2 separate regions of the Homo sapiens genome follow, and region 2 is linked to region 1. A link is an interaction called in ENCODE POLR2A ChIA-PET data of the cell type or tissue named here. Cell type or tissue: MCF 10A. All regions are shown on one strand. Links, peaks and the distances in the headings refer to the core of each region. The heading gives the core; the rest is flanking DNA.

Region 1 (11,602 bases), core at 1,185-9,184:
CTGCACTCCAGCCTGGGTGACAGAGTGAGACTCCATCTCAAAAAAAAAAAAAAAAAAAAAAAAGGTTTCTAAAAATTCTATGCTGGCCAAGCGTGGTGGCTCATGCCTGTAATCCCAGTACTTTGGGAGGCTAAGGCAGGGGGATTTCTTGAGCCCAGAAGGTTGAGGCTGCAGTGAGCCATGATCGAACCACTGCACTCCAGTGTGCGGGACAGTGAGACCCTGTCTCAAAAAAAAAAAAAAAAAAAACCTGGGCGTGGTGGCTCACACCTGTAATCCCAGCACTTTGGGGGGCCAAGGTGGGCAGATCACCTAAGGTCAGGAGTTCAAGACCGGCCTGACCAACACAATGAAACCCCGTCTCTACTAAAAATACAAAAATTAGCCGGGTGTGGTGGCGGGCTTCTGTAATCCCAGCTACTCGGGAGGCTGAGACAGGAGAATCGCTTGAACCCGGGAGGTGGAGGTTGCAGTGAGCCGAGATCATGCCATTGCACTCCAGTCTAGGCAAGAAGAACAAAACTCCATATCAAAAAAAAAAAAAAAATTCTAGGCTAACCCTCAGAAAATAAAGACCTAGTTTTTCAATGAATGAAAAGTATCCAATATGATACATTAAATCCTGTCTCAAAACCATTGATAATTCTCAGAGTGCCTGGGCTGAAATTTACCCCTTTATTTGAGCAAATAGTTTCTTCATAGATAGGGAAATTTAGTGCTATTTAATCAAATGTGCCAGAGTAATATTAAAATATTTGAGGAGTCCTGGGTGGGTGCGGTGGCTCATGCCTGTAATCCCAGCACTCTGGGAGGCAAAGGTGGGCAGATCACTCGAGGTCAGGAGTTCGAAGCCAGCCTGGCCAAAATGGCGAAACCTTGTCTCTACTAAAATTACAAAAATTAGCCGGATGTGATGGCACATGCCTGTAGTCGCAGCTACTCGGGAGGCTGAGGCAGGAGAATCACTTGAACCCAGGAGGCGGAGGTTGTAGTTAGTGGAGATCACGCCACTTGCTCTCCAGCCAAGAGTGAGACTCCACCTCCAATAATAATAATAATAATAAAATATTTGAGGAGTCCTAAAATGTAAGTACCCATAAGCATTTAGAAATACCCACCTACAGATAAGTAAGTGAGGTGGTCATTATACATCATTCTTGGCCAGTAATCCAGGCTTGAGATGCTGTGTGAACTTGTAAGCAGCAAAAGAAGATAAAAAGGCATTCTTCATAAAGTTAAGAATTAAATGAGATATCAATAAGCCTTATTTTAAAATAATTCATCATGCCAGGCATGGCGGCTCACGCCTGTAATCCCAGCAATTTGTGAGGCCGAGGTGGGTGGATCACCTGAGGTCAGGACTTCGAGACCAGCCAGACCAACATGGAGAAACCCCATCTCTAAACACAAAAATTAGCTGAGCATGGTTGTGGGCACCTGTAATCCCAGCTACTCGGGAGGCTGAGGCAGGAGAATCACTTGAACCCGGGAGGCAGAGGTTGCAATGAGCCGAGATCGCGCCACTGCACTCCAGCCTGGGCGACAGAGGGAGACTCCATCTAAAAAAAAAATAATAAAATTAAAAATAAAGTAAAATAACTCATCATTTAGTTTTACATAACTCAAACTTGCTTTCTCTGTTCAGTGATTGAGGTTTCGTTACATTCATTGGTTGAATTCAAAATAGAATTCACTTAGGATTGATTTGCAAGCACAATATACTCAGAATACAGCAGACAAGTGCGACTCGCATGTGAGAACTCTGGGGGTTCTAAGTCAGGTGTGTGGGAGGGAACGCTGCTCCCACGATATGCCAGGAAGGGAGGGCTCCCGCGGGGAAGCGGCCCTGGGAGTGGCGCCCCCTGCTGGACAGCGCGCCGGTGCACACCAGCGAGCGAGAAGCTCTGCGCTGCTGGAGGAAAAGTGGGTTCAAGCCAAAGCTTCCCAAAGGGAGTCACCTTGAGGCCCCTTCTGTCGGAACATGCTGAGATGCTGGTGCTCCAAGCCCAGGAATCTCTGGCTCTTCCTGAGTGCCCACCCCATGATGAACAGCTCCTCTTTAGTCGACCTCTTTCGCCTGGGACCCACACCTGCCACTCTCAGCCACGCTCTGCACATGCCTTTCTGGGGTCACAAAGCTCATTACACATCTTCCTTGGTTGAAAGAAGAATTTCAGCCAGGAGCGGTGGCTCACGCCTGTAATCCCAGCACTTTGGGAGCTCGAGGTGGGAGGATCATCTAAGTCCACGAGTTCGAGACCAGCCTGGGCAACAAAGTGAGGCCCTATCTCTAAAAAAAAAAAAAAAAAAAAAAAAATTGTTTGTTTTGTTTTGTTTTGTTTTGTTTTTGAGATGAAGTCTCGCTCTGTTGCCTAGGCTGGAGTGCAATGGTGATCTTGGCTCCCTACAACTTCCGCCTCCTGAGTCGAAGCAATTCTCCCACCTCAGCCTCCCGAGTAGCTGGGATTACAGGCGTGCGCTACCACGCCTGGCTAATTTTTGTATTTTTTAGTAGAGACAGAGTTTCACCTCGTTGGCCAGACTGCTCTCGAACTCCTGACCTCAAGTGATCCCCCCATCTCAGCCTCCCAAAGTGCTGGCATTACAGGCGTGAGCCACCGTGCCTGGCCAAAAAAAAATTTTTTTAATCGCGCAGTGGCACATGCCTGTAATTCCAGTTACTCAGGTGGCCAAGGCGGGAGGATTGCTTGAGCCCAACCAAGAGCTAGAGGCTGCAGTGAGCTATGGTGGCACCAAGTACTCCAGCCTGGGCATCAGAGTGAGACCCTGTCTCAAAATAAAAAAAGTGCTGGAGGCTCATGTTCCCCCGTTGCAGCGTGTGACCACTGACTGCCAGGCACACTCTAGGATCAAGCTGCTGCAAGCACCAACAGGACCTGGGCCGAAACTCGCCTCCTGAAACCCACCTCCTGCTTGTCTTCTCCTGTTTCCATAAGCATTGAGAAGCCTGCTCTCCTCCGCACCCCCCAGTAAGCCACCTGAGCACGAATCCCCACCTGGGCGGATGTGGGCAGCACACAGGTAATCCCGGGGTGGCCACCCTGCCCACACCACCCACCGTGCTCTTCTTCACATCAGCTGCCTTCAGGTGACTGCACATCCCAAAACTGCGTGGGAACACCACCGTGGGCCTACCCATGTCCTGAAGTATCCAGGAGACTGGCGGGATGCCCGTCGCCTCTCCCTGCCCCACAAAGCGACTACTGTGGGGACCGCAAGGAGCCACATGGAAGAGCTGCCTGTCCTGGCCGGCTCAGGCTCTCCCCAGGCTGAGGACAACCATGGGACTGATAGAGACACTCTGTTGTTGAGATTCGGGCTTTCTCTCTTTCGAAAAGGGGTGAAGACGAAGGCTTGTGTCTGCATCTCCTCTCTGGTCTCAAAGCTGAGTGGCTTTTCCAGGGAAGCCAGCACCCGCGGCCTCTCATGCCAGCCCAAGCAGTTCTGAAGCCCACCCCTGTGACGAGGCGCTGCCGGCTGCGGAGCCTGTGCCAGCACGTCTCATCACCCAGGCGGGCTCCCCAGGCCCACAGGATAGCTCTGCCCCCAGCCATGGGTACTGCCAGGCCATCTCCCCACCCCACCCGGAGGAATTGAGGGCCTCTGCCTCACACACACATCCCTTCCCCGCAGCCCAAGCACCAGCACACCAGCAGGTGGAGAGAGTTGTTTCACTTGTGCTTGAGAAGGCGCCTTCCCTTCTAAGAGGAACTGCAGATGTGAACGTTTGCAAATCAAATTCCAACCGAAATGGCCTGCAGTGGCAGTTCTCAAAGGGTTTCCTGGGGCCACAGCAGCAGCATCTGGGAACCTGTCATAAATGCAGGTTCTTGGGCCCCACCCAAGACCTGCTTTGGGCCCTCCGTGATAGGGCCCAGGCCTGTGTTTCAGGAGCCCTCCAGGAGATTCTGATGCATACTCAAGTGCAGCCCACTGACCTAAAAGAGCCTGCCTTTGAAGGAAGCCTGGAGCAAGGCCTTCTGCAAAGACTTGAACCACCCGCAGTTCTGCCCAGTCAGCACAGCTGAATTTTCCTCCAAATACAGCACAGGGTGCACCCACCTTCAGAAGAAAAGCCCCCCGGCCCAGCTTCCAGGTGTCGTGAGGAGAGCAGCCGCAGACCGAGGCTGCATACCTGGGGCTGGGCTCCCTTCCCCTCCCCTGCCGCCCTGCCTGCCCTGCTGCAGGAGGCGAGGCCCGGCTGTGTGCTCACTGCTCCAGGCCTGATGATGGCTGGGAGCATTCAAGGAGCCACCCCTACCTGTGCCTGGGGCGCAGTTGGTCTTGTCTTAAACTCAATTTCTGGTAGACCTGGAGGCTGGGCTCAGCCTCAGTCTCCCTCCACCTCTCCACCATGTGTGTCAGGCAAAGAGGCTGGGCTTCCCCGCTATTTTCCTGCCCTGAGCTGAGCATCAAGCTGGGCCTCAGAGATCCTTCCTTTCTCCCCATGCTCCCCTCTCTCCAGGAGGGGAGGGACTCTCCTCCAATCTCCAATATATGGTACATATACATATATATATACCAAAACAAAGATGTAGCTGCTGTCACTGCTGACCAGAACACCCTTCCGGTGTGCCTTCCCACCTGAGCTGTGCCTGCACTCACCAGCCCCCTTGGGCAGATTGCCACTGTCTTTAGGAGCCAGGCTTATACCCACCTCTCCCCACATGCCTACCCAACTCTCAGGTCCCAACATGCCCAGCAGTTGAGCCAACACAAGTTGATCTAAGTTCATCAGAAGGTGAGTGTTTGACTGATTCTATACTCGCCACACAGGCCCACCCTCGTCTCATGCAAGTGACAGCCCCAACTCCACTCCTCATCTCCCAGCCTGTGAACCGAGGCAGCCATGGAGCCTGGAAGGAGAACAGACTCCAGTATCCACAGACGCCCATTCTAAGATGTTCTCACGGGGGATCAAAAGAAGCTGAGATCTACCCATGTTGGCCCTGTCGGGACACAGTATCTTTTGGGGATCCAAGAAGACACTGTGGGCCCCAGGACTCCTGGATCCCAGAACTGTGGCTGGCCCTGGACACAGAGCGGCCTAGAAGATCTTGGCTCTGTGTCTCACTGGGGCCTCCTTGACCCATTTCCAAGCTGTCCTCTCTCCTCCCCGTGCCTGCTCCCTGCTACGCTGCTCCGCTCCTCCTGACTAGGGTCACGATGCTGTGTGGGGCCCCATGGCACCCACACGACCTTTTGGCCATATTTCCCTTCTCCAAGGAGCCTCCCTCTTCTGTTTATGGTCCAAACCTGAATGGGACATCTGACTGGCCCGGCTCATCTTCGGCACCAGCCTATAGGTCTCCCGCCAGCCTATGCGCGAGCTGCCCTCGGGCCTGGTGTCCGCCGGTGATCCATGCCGCGTGACAGGCCAGGGTTTCAGGGGTTTCCTTCCCCACAGCTCTGCTCATTGTCTCTCTCCACCATTGAGACGCCCATCTGGGTCCCTTATATTTTGGTTTTTAAACCTCCCGGTTTCATGCAGTTTTATTTCATCTTTAAAGGTTGACACATGGTTGTCAGCCCAGCGGCCCTGGTCTGGAAGTCCAGGTTTGGGTGGCAATGGCGGTGAGAGTGCTTTGGGCCTCGGTGCCAGAGGCCAGCCTGGTGATTTAGACACCTCCTCCCTGCCAGGAGCCTGTGTTCACTCCAGTTCTTTCAAAGTGGCTGCAGAGGGGGGAGGTGGGGATTAAACGGAGGCTCCTCACTGCAGCAGAGGAAAGCAACCCTTGCCAAGCCCCTGGTCTTGTGCCAACTCCCTGCTGGTTTGGGGAAAGCTGATGAGGGTGGCCCGCCATGCTCTGGTTCTCAGGACAAAGTTCAGAAGGTGAGCCCAGCGTCCTGGCAACAACTACCCCTGGCTGCTCCGTGGCCACCGTGGGAGTGGTTAATAAACACCCGGGCTGGAGGTGGTAACGCCTATCTTCCAGGAACTTAGTTCAGAAGAGCTTTATGACCTGGATGGAGTCACCTGTTAAAGAGTAACGTACACCCCATATTACACTCGAGTCCCAGGAGTAACTATCCAGGGGAAGTGTTTATTTCCATGGGTGAACAAAGCATCCTTTGGGGGAGACCCTACCAGCACCAGGCTCTCCTTTGATGGGAACTGTCTGGCCCAGGCCTGGGGAATATGCAGCCTTGCAGCTACCAGTTAGCCACTTTGGGGGTGAGTTTATCCTACACAGTTTATCCTTGCTCTCCCCAGAGTGAGGGATTGAGTGGGCTGGCAGGAAACCAAAAGGAATCTACCTGTCCCTCCCACTCCCCCCACAGGCCCACATGGCGGGGAAGGAAGGCGGGATCCATCTCCACATGACGGGGAAGGAAGGCAGGATCCATCTCCACATGATGGGGAAGGAAGGCAGGATCCATTTCCACATGACAGGGAAGAAAGGCGGGATACGTCTCCACACATGATGGGGAAGGAAGGTGGGATCTATTTCCACGTGACAGGAAGGAAGGAGAGATCCATCTCCATGTGGCTGGAAGGAAGGCGGGATCCGTCTCCACATTGCCAAGCTACACCCTGTGGTTTCTCTCCTCGTCTGGCACAAAGGCAGTGCTCATCCCTCAGTGTGGGGCCATGGCAGTACAGGTACCCCCGTCTCCTCTGGGGTCTCACCACGTCTCACGGATCCTCCTGGAAGGGGTGCTACAGCTCTCCAAGCACTTACTCTGGGCTGCACCTTCAAGTCTGGGAGAGAGCTTTGCTAAAATACAACTTTCTGAGTCCAGCCCTGCAAACCTACCCAGCCCAGACCAGCCGAGGAGGAGATGGGGAGCCAAGTGCCTGGAGGAAGGAGCCTGGGGCTGACCAGTGCTGGATGATTAAATTAAATTCCTAGGGTGGTGCGTGCCAGTAATCCCAGGTACTCAGGAGGCTGAGGTGGGAGGAGCACTTGAGCCCAGGGGGTCAAGGCTGCAGTGAGCCATGATCACACAACTGCAATCCAGCCTGAGTGACAGAGTGAGACCCTGTCACTTAAAAATAAAATGCTCCCTGGGCCGGGTGCGGTGGCTGACTCACGCCTGTAATCCCAACACTTTGAGAGGCCAAGGTGGGCAGATCATGAGGTCAGGAGTTCGAGACCAGCCTGGCCAATACGACGAAACTTGGTCTCTACTAAAGATACAAAAATTAGCTGGGCGTGGTGGCTGGCACCTGTAATCCCAGCTACTCCAGAGGCTGAGGCAGGAGAATCGCTTCAACCTGGGAGGCGGAGGTTGTAGTGAGCCGAGATCACGCCATTGCACTCCAGCCTGGGCTACAAGGCAAGACTCTGTCTCAAAAAGAAAAGAAAAGAAAAGAAAGGGGGAGGGGAGGGGAGGGGAGGGAGAATCCAGCTATGTAGTCAGGTTGGGAAGGCCAGGAGTGTGAACCCCACGGGATGTGATGGGACTGGGGTCATGTGGGAGGCAATGCTGGCTCAGACAGAAGAGGGAGGGCGCCACGGCACTCCAGTGCAGGAGCCTGCAGTGGACCTCGTTCCCTGTGAGCACAGGGTTCTGCCTGGTCCAGGTAACAGCCGCGTGAGGCTGGTCTTAGACTGTCCATTTTTTCGCTTAAGGAACCCACAGGACGGCTGGGTGCAGTGGCTCACACTTGTAATCCCAGCACTTTGGGAGGCTGAGGTGGGCAGATCACCTGAGGTCAGGAATTCAAGACCAGCCTGGCCAACATGGTAAAACTCTGTCTTTACTAAAAGTACAAAAATTAGCCCAGTGTGGTGGCACACACCTGTAATCCCAGCTACTCAGGAGGCTGGGGCAGGAGAATCGCTTGAACCCAAGAGGCGGAGGTTGCAGTGAGCCAAGATCGCACCACTGCACTCAAGCATGGGTGACAGAGCGAGACTCTATCTCAAAAAAAAAAAAAAAAAGGAAAAAAAAGAAACCCACAGGACCACAGGTAGCCTGTCCAAGCCACACAGCCAGAGCAGGGGGCCTGGGGTGCGCAGCCTTCCGATCACGACCATGGCTCTGTGGAGTAAGATCCCTCTTCCCTGGTATGGACCCTTTATGCAAACATCCTGAGTGACACAGAGACAGAGCCTGTCTGCCGTGGTGCCATTAAGCCACCGAGCACTGGTGGCCTCTGAGTGGGACGGGTATAAGGTGGCCAGGTGGAGCCAGCCCTGGGGAAACCAGGCCAAGGACGCTGTGCCAGGCTTGGCACCAGAGACACACCCTCAGCTCACCCTGAGTGCCTCTCCACCCCCACCCTGGGGGCACCCTGGCATCCGTGAGACACATGCCTCGGACTGGAGGTGGGTCAGCTGAGGCAGGCGCAATTAGGGAGAATGGGGCAAGGCCCATGACCTGGCAGGTGCCCTCCATGTGGGGCCCTTGGGTGATTTCTGGCTGACAGGCAGGCCAGTACTGAGTCAGAAGGAAACCGCGTTTGGGAAGGCCAGAGGTCACTTCAGGGTGCTCTTCCCTCTCCTCGGGAAGCTGCCCTAATTAGCACCTTGGCCAGAGGGCCTTCATGGGAAGCGCGGCAGCTTGCATCCTCGGCCCGCCCAGTGACCTGGCCTTCCCCACGTGTGCCTGGTCCTGACCTAAGTCCTAGAGGGTGGACACCCAGCCCCCACACTGGTATGGCGGTGAGGACTGATGATCTCCCGTGGGAGATGTGGGGAGTGGTGCCTGGCCCCACCCCCGGGCCCGCTGGGCATGAAGGGGCTTCCGCCTGTCCTCGAGAGCAGCGCTGACCTGGTCACCTCCAGCCCTGCACACCTACCCAGCCCGGGCCGGCCAAGGAGGCAGGGAGCCAAGTACCTGGAGGAGGGAGCGTGGGGCTGGCCAGTGCCTGGGTGATAACTCGGAGTCCCCGGAGCACTCAGTGTCACACCCACACTGCAGCCAGAATCCACAGGCTTCCCAAAGGCCTCGATCCCCCCACCCCCTCCACACGGGCTGTGGCTTTTGCCCCCAGGCCTGCCACGCCTTGCCTCATGCCCGGAACTGGCTCACCATGCCTGCCCCTCAGCCCTCCCAGAACCTGGCCCTCACCGTGGGTGGCGACCTTTGACAAGTCACCCAACTTCTAAGCCTCGACTTCCTCATCCACAAAACAGGCTTGTTCCTGTGGTGGACATCCACTGTGGTCTGGGGACCCTCTGCAGCTATCATGGGTCATAGAGTAGATCTCTACATACTGACACAGCAAGGGCTCCAGGGGCCAGTAGCCAATGGGAAAGCCAGCTTACGTGATGACAGACAGAGCAATGCCACTTATTTTACAACATATGTGCACATGCCTGCACAACGCACTTGATTTACAACACGCACACGCAGGCACATGCACACAGACACACACACTCACACACAAATAAAACTACAGATTCTGGCCGAGTGTGGTGGCTCACGCCTGTAATCTCAGCACTTTAGGAGGCCGAGGCAGGTGGATCACCTGAGGTCAGGTGTTCGAGACCAGCCTGGCCACCATGGAGAAACCCCATCTCTACTAAAACACCAAAAAAAAAAAAAAAAAAATTGGCCAGGTGTGGCAGCGCACACCTGTAATCCCAGCTACTCAGAAAGCTGAAACAGGAGAACTCCTTGAACTCGGGAGCTGTTGAAGGTTGCAGTCAGCCAAGATGGTGCCACTGCACTCCAACCTGGGCAACAGTGAGACTTCATCTGACAAAAAAAAAAAAAAAAAAAAGGCTGGGTGCAGTGCCTGTAATCCCAGCACTTTGGGAGGCCAAGGCAGGCGGATCACCTGAGGTCGGGAGTTCAAGACTAGCTTGACCAACATGGAGAAACCCCTGTCTCTACTAAAAATACGAAATTAGCCGGGTGTGGTAGCACATGCCTGTAATCCTAGCTACTCCGGCTGAGGCAGGAGAATCGCTTGAACCTGGGAGGCAGAGGTTTCAGTGAGCCAATATCGTGCCATCGCACTCCAGCCTGGAGTGCAAGACTACCTCTCAAACAAGAGCAAGACTACCTTGCTAAAAAAAAAAAAAAAAAAAAAAAAAACCTACAAATTTTGGTGGGTTTTGAGACAGGCTCTCACTCTGTCACCCAGGCTGGAGTGCAGTGGTGTGATCATGGTTCACTGCAGCCTCAGCCTCCTGGGCTCAAGCGATCCTCCTGTCTCAGCTTCCCAAGAAGCTGAGACCACAGGCACCCGCCAATTTTTGTAGAAACGGGGTTCTGCCATGTTGCTCAGGCTGGTCTTGAACTCCTGGGCTCAAGCCTTCCACGGGCCTCAGAAAATTATGAATTCATATATGTCAGCACCACACAAGGAAAACTCTGGCAAATATGCAGACGGCAAACAAACCAGGAGGGGCAAGACCAAAGGGTCTTGATCAAGATAGACTTGAATTTTATTGGTAATGCTTTAATTTTTATGAGAGCGTTCAAGAATTACTGTGCGATTTTAAATAAATAAAGTTTAAAATAGAGTCCTTCTTGCAAGGGTGTGGGAGAATCACACCCTCAGAGCCCGATGAGGGCCGCGCCTGGGCCCTCACTCCTGTCTCCCCAGCACCTCACTCCAGGTCATTTATTCATTCAACAAGCATGTGCTGCTGCCTCCTCCATGCTGGCCTCAAGCTGGACCCTGGGTCAGAGATGACTCCGAGGCAGGCCCTGGCCTGGAGAGGCGTGCAGCCCAGCAGGAAGCTGCAGTGAGGGCTGGACTAGGGGAATTTCACCCCCAGCCCTGGGCACTGGGAGCCACTTCCGCAGTGTTGCCTCAATGTTTGGAGATGCCTGAGGATCCTGCAATAGTGCTCCTCACGCCAAACCCTGATGAATAATTTCTTCAAAAGAGAAAGTGTGTCAGACCGAAATTGATTAGCCACACAATGAAATACAGAGCCAAACCAAAGCGGCCCTAGAACCTGGTATCCCAACCATGAAGAAATAACAGAAAACAAATAACTTAGAGAATTTTTCAAACACCTGAAACACCCCAGCAGGGTGTTCCTGGAGCTTCAGATCAGAACTCCAGACCCCCGCTGCCCTTTCGGAGCCCGCGCTGTCGGCGGCATCCTCGGGGTTCTGCCGTTAGTCCTCCCCAGACCAGCATCCAGCCCCTTTCCGATGACTTTTCCCAAGCCTGCCTCTGGACCCAAACGCCCCGGTGTCTCTAAGCCAGCCAAGTGTGCCCACAATCACCCATCCCTGTGGGCACCTTCAGCAACTGCTCCCAGAAGCCCCTGCTCTGGGCCTGGCCCTAGGGTGCAGCCTCCAGCCAAAAGCGCAGTTCCCAGGGTCCCCCGTGGACTGGGGCACATTCCCCAGCTCTGGTCACCTTGGCCAGAGGATCTCCCCAGAGACCTGGGAGGAACGTAGGTGTATGTCAGGCCCGGTGGAATGCAGTCTCCAGGAGGGCACCAGGAAAAACAAGTTCCAGGGCAACCTCCCTGGAGGTCTCACCTGCTGCCAGGCTCTGCGGGACTCCAGAGCATCCGGGAAGAACTGCTGTCTGCAGACAGCAGTGCCGGGTGCACAGGGTCAGGGCCTGGAGAGCAGAGCTGTGGCAGGAGCTGAGGCTGGGGAGGGTGCAGAGCCCAATTAGAGGGCAGAGGAGGAAGCTGCCTGGGCAGGCCGGAGT
Region 2 (11,602 bases), core at 1,766-9,765, 170 kb before region 1:
ATTTGCTACTGTGCCCTAGTTTCTCAGTGAGTCTTAACGTGGCATCAGGAACTGGGTCATGTACATCTTCTGTCTTCCTTAGAGTGGTTACTTTATGGTGGAGAGAGAAGATGCTTAATAAATGCTTTGTTACCTGAATTCCGATTATTGAGATACTGCCTGTGCTTCTAAATGGAAGCAAGCCTGAACTTTTCAGAGTAGAAAGTAGGTTTTGGTTAAGTTACTTTGAGCTTAGGCAATTCTGAATAAATAGCCTGGAAGCAAATATACACGACCACATGCGGTCTAGGATACCTCATTTACTGTGGTCTCTTAATTCCCACTTTTAATACTCCATCTGCAGCTTAGCACTTTGTGATTGAATGTGTATTCTTTTGACTTCTTGGGTTTTTTAGTACATACTGTTTTAAACAGGAACTATGGCTGCTTATAACACAGACCAAACCTAACAGAGGCTTTAAAAAGTTAATTTCTCTCCCACATAAAAGAAGTCTCCAGGTAGGCAGTCCAGGCTGGTGGGATGGCTCTATGGTTGAGAGGAACCCAGATTCTGCCATTGTTTGTCAATGGTTTCCATTCTTAAGGTCCCCTCAAAGTTGAAGATGGCTGCTCAAGCACCAGCCATCATGTGTGCACTCCAGGGAAGCAGGAAGACATCTAAAGGAATGAAAGGGCCCAGCGGTAACCTGTCTCCCTTTTAAGGGAGGAGGCTTTAACCACTTCCTGCTTTCATCTCATTGGTCAGAACTAGCCACATGGCCATGCCTAGCTGCAAGAGATGCTGGGAAACGTAATCTCGTAGGTAAACACACTGCTGCCTTCTCAAGAGAACCAGGTTCTGTTACAGAACAGAAAAGGGGGAAAAACAGTATAAATTCTGCCACAGATAACAACTCATGGATTTATGTATTTTTGGTGAGTAAGTGTGATCAGATGCATGCATTGGCATAATCGTGTTCCCATCTATCCATGGCTCCCTCTCTCCCTTTACCCTCATTACCACCCAGTTCCATCATCTCCCACCTTGGATGACCGAGGTCATTATCTAGAACATCCTTCCACGTTGTTCTCTGTGCTCTTAATCCCATCCCGACATGCACAAGCACATACACACTTACACAGATACATCTATGTGCGTTTTCTGGTTACTGAATTTTTTTTTTCCACAGTCTTACTCTGTTGCCCAGGCTGGAGTGCAGTGGCACAATCGCGGCTCACTGCAACCTCCACCTCCCGGGTTCAAGTGATTTTCCTGCCTCATCCTCCCAAGTAGCTGGGATTACAGGCACGTGCCACCATGCCCAGCTAATTTTTTGTATTTTTAGTAGGGATGGGGTTTCACCATGTTGGCTGGGCTGGCCTTGAACTCCTGACCTCAAGTGATCTGCCTACCTCAGCCTCCCAAAGTACTGGGATTACAGGTGTGAGCCATTGCACCCAGCCTGGTTACTGATTTTTAGGAAGATATTACGCACACTTTTGCATCTTTCTTTCTCACTTGCCGTATCTTGTGGACATCTTTTCAGGCCAACAGCTGTAACTCTCACCTCACTCTTCACATGGCTGCACGGTATTTCTTGACATTGACTGCTATAACATGTTTACCGTTTCCTTTTGTGTGACATTCATCATTTCTAGTGTTCAGTTATTACACTGTACAGTTGTCCTGACATATCTAAGTCAAAGGATATGCCTGTTTTTAATTTTCCCAGATGTTGCCAGATTGACTTCCAAAAGAAACTTTAAGACTTCATACATTTACCAGCAATATGCAAGTATTTCTTCCCTCCACCTCCCCAACAACAAGCCATACAGCTCTTTTTAAAATCTTGCCAGTCTATAAAGCTCACTGATTTATGATTCCCTTACTACTAAGGAATTTGAGCATTTTCACGTGTTAGTCATTTGGACAGTTATTCATATCATTGTCGTGGTTTCCTGTTTGACTCTTGTGCTCTTCCCTGACAATTTTTTAAAATTTTATTTCTCAGAGTCTTGCTGTCACTCAGGTTAGAATGCAGTGGTGTATTCATGGCTCACTGCAGCCTCAAACTCTTGGGCTCAAGCAATCCTCCCGCCTCAGCCTCCTGAGGTACTGGGACTACAGGCACTCACCACCTGTAACTTTTTTTTTTTTTTTTTAAGACATCAGGTCTCAGTCGGGCACGGTGACTCACACATGTAATCCCAGCACTTTGGGAGACCAACGCAGGCAGATCACTTGAGGTCAGGAGTTCGAGACCAGCCTAGCCAACATGGTGAAACCCCATCTGTACTAAAAAAAAATACAAAAATTAGCCAGGCGTGGTGGTGGGCACCTATAATCCCAGCTACTCAGGAGGCTGAGGCACAAGAATCACTTGAACCCGGGAGGCAGAGGTTGCAGTGAGCCGAGATCACACCACTGCACTCCAGCCTGGGTGACAGAGTGAGACTCCATCTTAAAAAAAAAAAAAAAAGAGGGAGAGAGAAAGAGATCAGGTCTTACTGTGATCTTGAACTCCTGACTTCAAGCAATTCTCCTGCTTTGGCCTCCCAAAGTGCTGGGAATACAAGTGTGAGCCACCACTCCCAGCCTTGCCTGACAATTTTTAAAAAGGTTTTTGTGTATACATATTAACCCTTTGTTGTTTACATCAATCTATGCAATCTAACCTATCCACTGATTGGTTATGGTATCTTTTGCTATATGAGGTTTTTAAAATGTTATATCGCCAAACATGGGTATCTTTTGCCATATGGAGTTTTAATGCTTATGTATTCAAATATGTTTGTATCTTTTTACATGGCTTCTGATTTTCCAATCTAGGTTAATATTACCTAAAATGTGCATACAGTAGAATTCTATTCTTAGGCATTTATTCATCTCCACAAATTTTAAGATACTTTTTATCCAATTCCCAAAAGACACTGTTGAGATTCTAATTGGAATTACATTTTCGTATTAACTTGGGAGAGTTGACAAAAGTTATATGAAATCTTCTCAGCTGCGCTTTTTCAGCCATCTGGATTTTACGTCTTTTTTTTTTTTTTTTTTTTTTTTTTGAAACAGAGTTTCGCTCTTGACATCCAGGCTGGAGTGCAGTGGTGCAATCTCAGCTCACTGCAACCTCCATCTCCTGGGTTCAAGCAATTCTCCTGCCTCTGCCTCCTGAGTAGCTGGGATTACAGGCTCATGTCACCACACCCAGCTAATTTTTGTATTTTCAGTAGAGATGGGGTTTCACCACGTCAGGCCAGGCTGGTCTCGAACTCCTGACCTCAGGTGATCTGCCCACCTCGGCCTCCCAAAGTGCTGGGATTACAGGCGTGAGCCACTGCACCTGGCCAATTTTATGTCTTTCAATAAGATCTCAGTTTTCTTCACTTAGGGATAGGTCCTACACCTTTATTCTAAAACATCTTATTTTTTTTCACCACATACATAGAATGTCTTTTGTTTTGTTTTGTTTGCTTGTTTTTTTGAGATGGAGTCTCGCTCTGTTGCCCAAGCTGGAGTGCAGTGAATCTCAACAGTGTCTTTTGGGAATTGGATAAAAAGTATCTTAAAATTTGTGGAGATGAATAAATGCCTAAGAATAGAATTCTACTGTATGCACATTTTAGGTAATATTAACCTAGATTGGAAAATCAGAAGCCATGTAAAAAGATACAAACATATTTGAGTACATAAGCATTAAAACTCCATATGGCAATCTTGGCTCACCGCAAGCTCCGCCTCCCAGGTTCACGCCATTCTCCTGCCTCAGGCTCCCGAGTAGCCGGGACTACAGGTGCCCGCAACAACGCCTGGCTAATTTTTTGTATTTTTAGTAGAGATGGGGTTTCACCGTGTTAGCCAGGATGGTCTTGATCCCCTGCCCTCGTGATCCACCCACCTCGGCCTCCCAAAGTGCTGGGATTACAGGCATGAGCCACCGCGCCTGGCCACACAGAATGTTTTCTCCATTGCTAGGTTCTTATTGCCACAGCGGAGAAGCCCATGGCTTTTGTATCTTTAGCTTATATCCAGAAGCCTTAGCAAAATATGTTATTATAGCAGGGGGTCTTCTAGGTTATGCAGAAAAAGAATTCACACAGCAAGCCCAAGATTGCACTCCTTAGAAAGGTCTGCTTCCAAAGTTGGCCCTTGATTGGCAGCCGGGAGCCTGAATTTTAGGAGGGTTCCCACCATTCTCTGACATGGGTGTCTCACTGTGCCTCAACTATTTGAACAAACAATGTGGTCTACACTGAACTGGGAGTCTGTAATTTTGGCACATGCTAGGCAGAGGGTTCCTACATGACCAGTCCCCAATAAAAACATGGGCACTGAGATTCTGATGAGCTTCCCTGGCACACACACTTCACCCACATTATCACAACATGCTGTGGACAAACTAAGAATGTCCTGTGTGACTCCCCCAGCAGAGGACCTGATTTTCTCTGGACTTCATCCCGTGTCTTTTCCCTGTGATTTTCTCTGCATCCTTTCACGATAGTAAATCTCACCCATGAGCACAACTGCATGCTAAGTCCTACAAGTCCTGGTGAATTACTGAACCTGGGGTGGACTTGGGTATCCTCAACACGTGTACACATCAGAGCAGCAAAAAGAGCTTTCTCTCTTCTTGTCTAATGTTACGTCGGTTATTTCATCTTTCTTTTCTCATTATAATTTCGGGCCTTCAAGTGATTGTTAAGTAACAGGAAGAGTACACATCCCTGACCAGTTTCTAATTTTAACTGAAATGGCTTTAATGTTTTGCCACTTAAAAGAACGTTTACCATTATTTTTTGATTTTCATCACATTTCAGTATGGGTAGTCCTTACTTTACACAGCTGTGATATGCACGCATTTCTGTTACCATAGTTCAGTAACAAAGCCCCCCCCCCCAACAGCACAATTCAAGTACCGGTCTCCCTGGCATACAACCGTGAGAAACCGCACGAAGAGTAAACTGTGCTGCCAACTCTTCAACCCACAAATGTGCAAATCACAGGTGTGCATCAGATCAGGAACCCATCCCGACACTTCTTTCAAAGCCCATCAGGAATTGATCACTGAGCACCTGTTATTCAGCTCACACAGAAAAGTTTGTTGCCTCCTTGCCTCCCAGTGATAAGCCCACACGACAGTTTATGAAAATGGAAAGAGGGAACCAACCCACAAAGGTGAAAATGCAGCAAAGAAATGAAATGTGACAACCCTGGAAGTGACATTTGAATGAAACCTAAGTGAGGTCACAGAGAAAACAGCTGAGGGAGGGAACGTGGACGCTGCTGCCAACCAGGGGCTCCAGCGGTGCAGCCAGAGAGGCTGAGAGGGGGCAGCCTGTCTGCGTAAATGAGTGTATTAAGGTGCTCTAAAGGGACAGAACTAATAGGATGTACGTATATACAAAGGGGAGTTTATTAAGGAGTATTGACTCCCACAATCACAAGGTGAAGTCCCACAATAGGCCGTCTGCAAGCTGAGGAGCCAGGAAGCCAGTCCGAGTCCCAAAACCCTCAAAGCAGGGAAGACAACAGTGCAGCCTTGTCTGTGACCAGAGGCCCAAGAGTCCCTGGCAAACCGCTGGTGTAAGTCCAAGAGCCCAAAAGCTAAAGAACTTGGAACATCCAACACGGGAGAAAGATGAAGGCTGGAAGACAGTAAGTCTCTCTCATTCCACTTTCTTCTGCCTGCTTTACTTTAGCCACGCTGGCAGCTGATGAGATGGTGCCCACCCAGATGGAGGGTGGGTCTGCCTCTCCCAATCCGCTGATTCAATGTGAGTCTCCTTTGGCAACACCCTCACAGACACACCCAGGATCAATACTCTGCATCCTTCAATCCAATCAAGTTGACACTCAGTATTAATCTTCACAATGAGCAAACAGTTGTGACGAGAAGGATGAAGACAGCCTCGGGGGTGTGACGCCAGCAAAAAACCGCAAATGAAAGGAACTCTGGGAGGCATTTTGCAACACGGGATGTGCAAATGATACAGTGTTGGAAGCCGATCCAACTAGAAAGGAGCGTGGCAACTCAACAGGCCCCGGAGAAGATGCTCGGCCAGAAGCCCAGAAGCGGAAGTTGTAGGAAGAGGCAGTGGCGGCAAGTGCTGTTTAAACTACTATTGACGGGACTTTAGAAAGAGACAAAATGCTTTAATCCCAATGTTTCTAGTGTTTCAAATCACAGTGTGCTAAATACATTAGTTTTACTGCTCTTTTCATTTCTCTACACATTTGTAACCAATAACAAACAGTGGGAGTTTTTACTGTACTGCTTCACAGGTGATGGAGCAGCTGCTTCTCAGTAGGATTGCTCTGCACAGTTTCGGCTTGCAGAACCACCATTTTTATGATGCTGGCCCTCCATGCAATGCAAAAACTACTGTAGCTTTTTCCTATTTCTATTTTACATGTTTTATTTCTTCTTTTAAGTTAGGAATGGGTGCTGAACCTCAAATGGATCCCTTTTCAGTATCCGCTGATAGCCACATATGATTTTCCCACGGCATCTACATGGGGCTTGGCCAATGATTCTGGCTACAGGTGAAGTTCACAAGACAGCTGCAGGAGCACATCCAGGCTTGACTAGAGGCCTCGTACACCTGCTGCTGCTCAGAGGTGCATTGAGAAAAAACCTATGGCTGCAGGGTGAAGAATAAGAGAAGAGGCAGCAATTCGAAATTAGGAAACTCCATCTACAAGGCACCCTGACTCCAAAATCACAACCCTGTTGATATGGTTTGGCTCTGTGTCCCCACCCAAATCTCATGTTGCACAGTAATCCCTAATGTTGGGGGAGGGACCTGGTGGGAGGTGATTGGATCCTGGGGGTGGATTCCCCCTTGCTGTTCTCGTGATAGTGAGTTCTCACTAGATCTGGTTGTTTAAAAGGATGTAGCACCTCCCCCTTCACCCTCTCTCTTCTGCTCCACCATGTGAAGATTGTACCTGCTTCCCCTTCACCTTTCTCTATGATTCTAAGTTTCCTGAGATCTCCCCAGCCATGCTTCCTGTACAGCCTGCAGAACCATGGGCCAATTAAATGTCTATTATCAATAAATTACCCAGTTCCAGGTATGTCTTTAGAGCAGTGTGAGAACAAATGAATACAGAAAACTGGTACCAGAGAAGTGGGGCAGTGCAATAAAGATGCCTGAAAATAAGGAAGCAACTTTGGATGGAAGTGGGTAACGGGCAGAGGTTGGAACAGTTTGGAGGCCTCAGAAGAAAACAGAAAGATGAGGGAGCGTTTGGAACTTCCTAGAGACTTGTTGAATGGTTGTAACCAAAATGCTGATAGTTATATGGACAGTGAAGTCCAGGCTGAGGTGGTGTCAGATGGAGATGAGGAACTTACTGAGAACTGGAGTAAAGGTCACTCTTGCTATGCTTTAGCAAAGAGACCAGTGGCATCATGTCCCTGCTCTAGAGATCTGTGGAACTTTGAACTTGAGAGAAATGATTTAGGGTATCTGGAAGAAATTTCTAAGCAGCAAAGCATTCAAGATGTGGCCTGGCTGCTTCTAAAAGCCTATACTCATTTTCATAAACAAAGAAATGACCTGAAACTAGAACTTACATTTAAAAGGGAAGCAGAGCATAAAAGTTTGGAAATTTTGCAGCCTCATTATGCAGCAAAAAAAATTTCCTGGGGAAAAAGTCAAGGCTGCAGAAATTTGCATAAGATGAGCCAAATGTTAATTAATAGCCAAGACAATGGGAAAAATGCCTCCAGGGCACTTCAGAGACCTTCACTGCCGCACCCCCCATCACAGGCCTGGAGGACTAGGAGGGAAAAATGGTTTTGTGGGCCAGATCCAGGGCCCCACTGCTCTGTGCAGCCTCAGGCCATGGCACCCTGTGTCCCCGACACTCTCAGCTCCAGCCATGGCTAAAAGGGGCCAAGGTACAGCTCTGGCCATTGCTTCAGAGGGTGCAAGCCCCAAGCTTTGGTGGGTTCCACGTGGTGTTGGGCATGTGGGTACGCAGAAGACAAGAGTTGAGGGTTGGGAGCCTCCACTTAGATTTCAGAGAATGTATGGGAACACCTGGATGTCCAGGCAGAAGTCAGCCTGGGCTCCCATGCAGCCTGTAGGTGCACAGAAGTCAAGAATTGAGGTTTGGGATCTTCTGTCTAGATTTCAGAGGATGTATGCAAATGCCTGCATGTCTAGGTAGAGGTGTGCTGCAGGGGTGAAGCCCTCACGGAGAACCTACTAGGGCAGTGCAAAGGGGAAATGTGGGGTTGGAGCCTCCAGACGCGGTCCCCACTGGGGCACTGCCCTAGTGGAGCTGTGAGAAGAGTGTCCCCATCTGCCAGAACCCAGAATGGTAGATCCACCAACAGTTTGCACCATGTGCCTGGACAAGCGACAGGCACTCAATGCCAGGCTGTGAAAGCAGCTGCAGGTGCTGTACCCTGCAGAGCCACAGAGGCAGAGCGGCCCAAGGCCTTGGGAACCCACCCTTTGCATCAGTATGGCCTGCATGTGAGACATGGAGTAAAAAGAATCAATCATTTTGGAGCTTTAGGAATTTAATGACTGACCTGCTGGGTTTCAGACCTGCATAGAGCCTGTAGCCCCTGTTTTGGCCAATTTCTCCCTTTTGGAATGGGAGCATTTAACCAATCCCTGTACTCACATTGCATCTTGGAAGCAACTAACTTGTTTTTTATTTTACAGGCTCATAGGTGGAAGAGATTCGCCTTGTCTCAGATGAGATTTTGGACTTGGACTTTTGAGTTAAAGTTGGAATGAGTTAAGACTTTGAAGGACTTTTGGGAAGGCATAATTGGTTTTGAAATGTGAGAAGGACATGGGATGTGAGAGGGGCCAGGGGCAGAATGATATGGTTTGGCTCTGTGTCCCCATCCAAATCTCATGTTGAATTGTAATCCCCAGTGTTGGGAGAGGGACCTGATGGGAAGTGATTGGATCATGGGGGCAGATTTCCCCCTTGCTGTTCTTGTGATAGTGAGTTCTTATAAGATCTGGTTGTTTAAAAGTGTGTAGCACCTCCCCCTTCACTCTCTCTCTCCTGCTCCTCCATGTGAAGAAGGTGCTTGCATCCCCTTTGCCCTTCTACCATGACTGTAAGTTTCCTGAGGCCTCCCCAGCCATGCTTTCTGTGCAGCTGGCAGAATTGAGTCAATTAAACCTCTTTTCTTAATTACCCAGTCTCAGGTAGTTCTTTATAGCAGTGCGAGAACAGACTAATACACCTGCCATTTCTGACAAAGTGTGAGTTTAAAACATTTTTTCTCTTTTTTTTTTTTTTTTTTTTGAGATGGAGTTTCACTCTTGTTGCTCAGGCTGGAGTGCAATGGCGTGTAATCTCGGCTCACCACAAGCTCTGCCTCCCAGGTTCAAGCGATTCTCCTGTCTCAGCCTCCCAAGTAGCTGGGATTACAGGTATGTGCCACCACACCCGGCTAATTTTGTATTTTTAATAGAGACAGGGTTTCTCCATGTTGGTCAGGCTGGTCTTGAACTCCTGGCCTCAGGTGATCCGCCCACTTAAGTTTAAAACATATTAATCAGCATTATACGAATGATGAATTTTCACTGAAAAAGTATTTTCTTAAATGAATTTCACCAAGTCAGTATACTTCTTTGCTCAATTTTCTAAACAAAGTAGTTTCTACTTTTTATATTTTCTTTTTAAAATTTCCTAAAAGATTTTTCATCAGGTTAATTATCTTCCAGACAAGCTTTGGGGAGGCAAGTTCTGCCTATGTGTTTTTTGGTGAGAGCATCTGTGTACGGATTATCTTTGGGAGCCATTATTTTCCTGGGTCAAATTTTACAAAGATGGCTGTTCTCTCCATTTTTAGACAGTAACCACTGTCACTGGCTGTGGTTTTAGGATTATTCCTGTCAAGCTTACTTTTCCCCAGATAAATTCTAACCGTTTTCAATGTCACCATTAAATGTAATTCTTCAGCTTTCTATAATACATGTTATCATTGTCTGCTGTATTTTGTGTTTTCTACCAACTGCGTTTACTAGGAATGATATCAACGACGGGGCTGTATCTACCTCCTGGGTAAGCCATAAGAGGGTTGCACCAAGTACCGAGGACAAGGTGGTGAAGTGCCCTTCAGCAGAGCTGAAGACAAGGAGACAAGCTGAGGCCCAGTGGACCACCTGCCTCCCACTCCCTTGGCAAAACAAAACCAACAAAAACACTAAACCTGCCAGTCAGTGCCTGGCAGGAGATGGGGTTCACTCTACAGAAAAACAATAAGCATACATAAAAAGAAGGAAATCTTGTCATTTGTGACACCATGGATGAATGTGGAGAACATTAAGTTGGATGAAATAGGCACAGAGAGACAAATCCTGCATGATCTCACTCACATGCGGAACCTACAACAGCTGATCTCATAGGCAGACAGAGTAGAATGGCGGTTACCAGAGCTTGGGCGGTTGCAGGGAGTCCAACGGGGAAAGATGTTGGTCAACAGATAATATATAATTACAAGGGGCGGGACGTCCAGAACAGGCATGTATATAGAGACAGAACAGGCAAAATACAAAGACAAAGCAGATAAGTGATTGCCTGGGGACAAGGGTGAGGCTGGGGCGGGGAAAGCGTGGAGTAGGGAGAAACTGGGATGACCTCAAATGGTTCCAGAGATTCTTTCTCGAGTGATGAAAATGCTCTAACGTTGATTGTGGAGATGGCTGCAGAACACTGTGAACATACTAAAATCACTGGACAGGACACTTTTAAATAGGTGAATTATATGGTATATGAATTATATCTCAATAAAGCTGTTTTTTTTTTTTTAAGAAGGAAAACAGTGTGAAGGATCTGGCTTCAAAAATACCAGGTTCTGCACCACTGAGTTCTTCTCACTGGCTAGTATTAATCTCTAAAGAAAGCTGTGGTACTCACTCTTCCACAACTTCACTGCTAAGTTATTACCACCACCAAGAAAAAGCATCCGGCCAAATAAAGAAATCAAACATCTTAGTGGTTCTGGACACTTCAGGAAGTCCCAGCACCCAGACCTCCACATACTCCCTTGTCTCCTGGCAGGGAAGGGTTTCTAAAGATGGACATCAAAAGACGAGAGGCAGGATTCTGTCCCCCACTGGAGTGACGGCGTACAGACTTTAGGGCAGCACACACCACGTGGCTGTGGTGTATAATCCTTCTAATGTGCTGTTGGATTTGGTTGCTAGCATTTTGCTAAGGATTTGTGAATTTACATTCATAAAAGTATCGGTTTGGCCGGACGCAGTGGCTCATGCCTGTAATCCCAGCAATTTCAGAGGCCAAAGCAGGTGGATCACAGATCAGGAGTTCAAGACCAGCCTGGCCAACATGGTGAAACCTCGTCTCTACTAAAAATACAAAAATTAGCTGGGTGTGGTGACACGTACCTGTAGTCCCAGCTACTCAGGAGGCCGAAGCAGAATTGCTTGAACCTGGGAGGCAGAGGTTGAAGTAAGCCAAGATCGTGCCACTGCACTCCAGCCTGGGCAACAGAGTAAGACTCTGTCTCAAAATATAAATATAAATATATATAAATGTATATTATATATATATATATATATATATATATATATATATATCGGTCTGTAGTTTTCTTGCAGTATCTTTGGCTTTGGT

What was found. Peaks named below come from ENCODE experiments on the same cell type or tissue, not always from the same donor. Only the 100,000 strongest peaks of a DNase experiment are listed, where the experiment ranks them.
Region 2: POLR2A ChIA-PET joins it to region 1 with 6 read pairs; 2 of 35 experiments call an interaction of 5 or more read pairs at or near these places.

What each region holds. Positions count from the first base shown.
Region 1 is chr14:103,891,493-103,903,094 of GRCh38, reverse strand. No RefSeq gene overlaps it. Among named protein-coding and RNA genes, the nearest start is that of ATP5MJ, 24 kb to the left of the region's middle. RefSeq lists a silencer at 1,752-1,811. In MCF 10A, for the core only: a CTCF peak has its summit at 1,873 (motif pointing left); a DNase peak (open chromatin) is centred at 4,684.
Region 2 is chr14:104,063,119-104,074,720 of GRCh38, reverse strand. No RefSeq gene overlaps it. Among named protein-coding and RNA genes, the nearest start is that of ASPG, 17 kb to the left of the region's middle. In MCF 10A, for the core only: no CTCF peak of the experiment used is centred there; no DNase peak of the experiment used is centred there.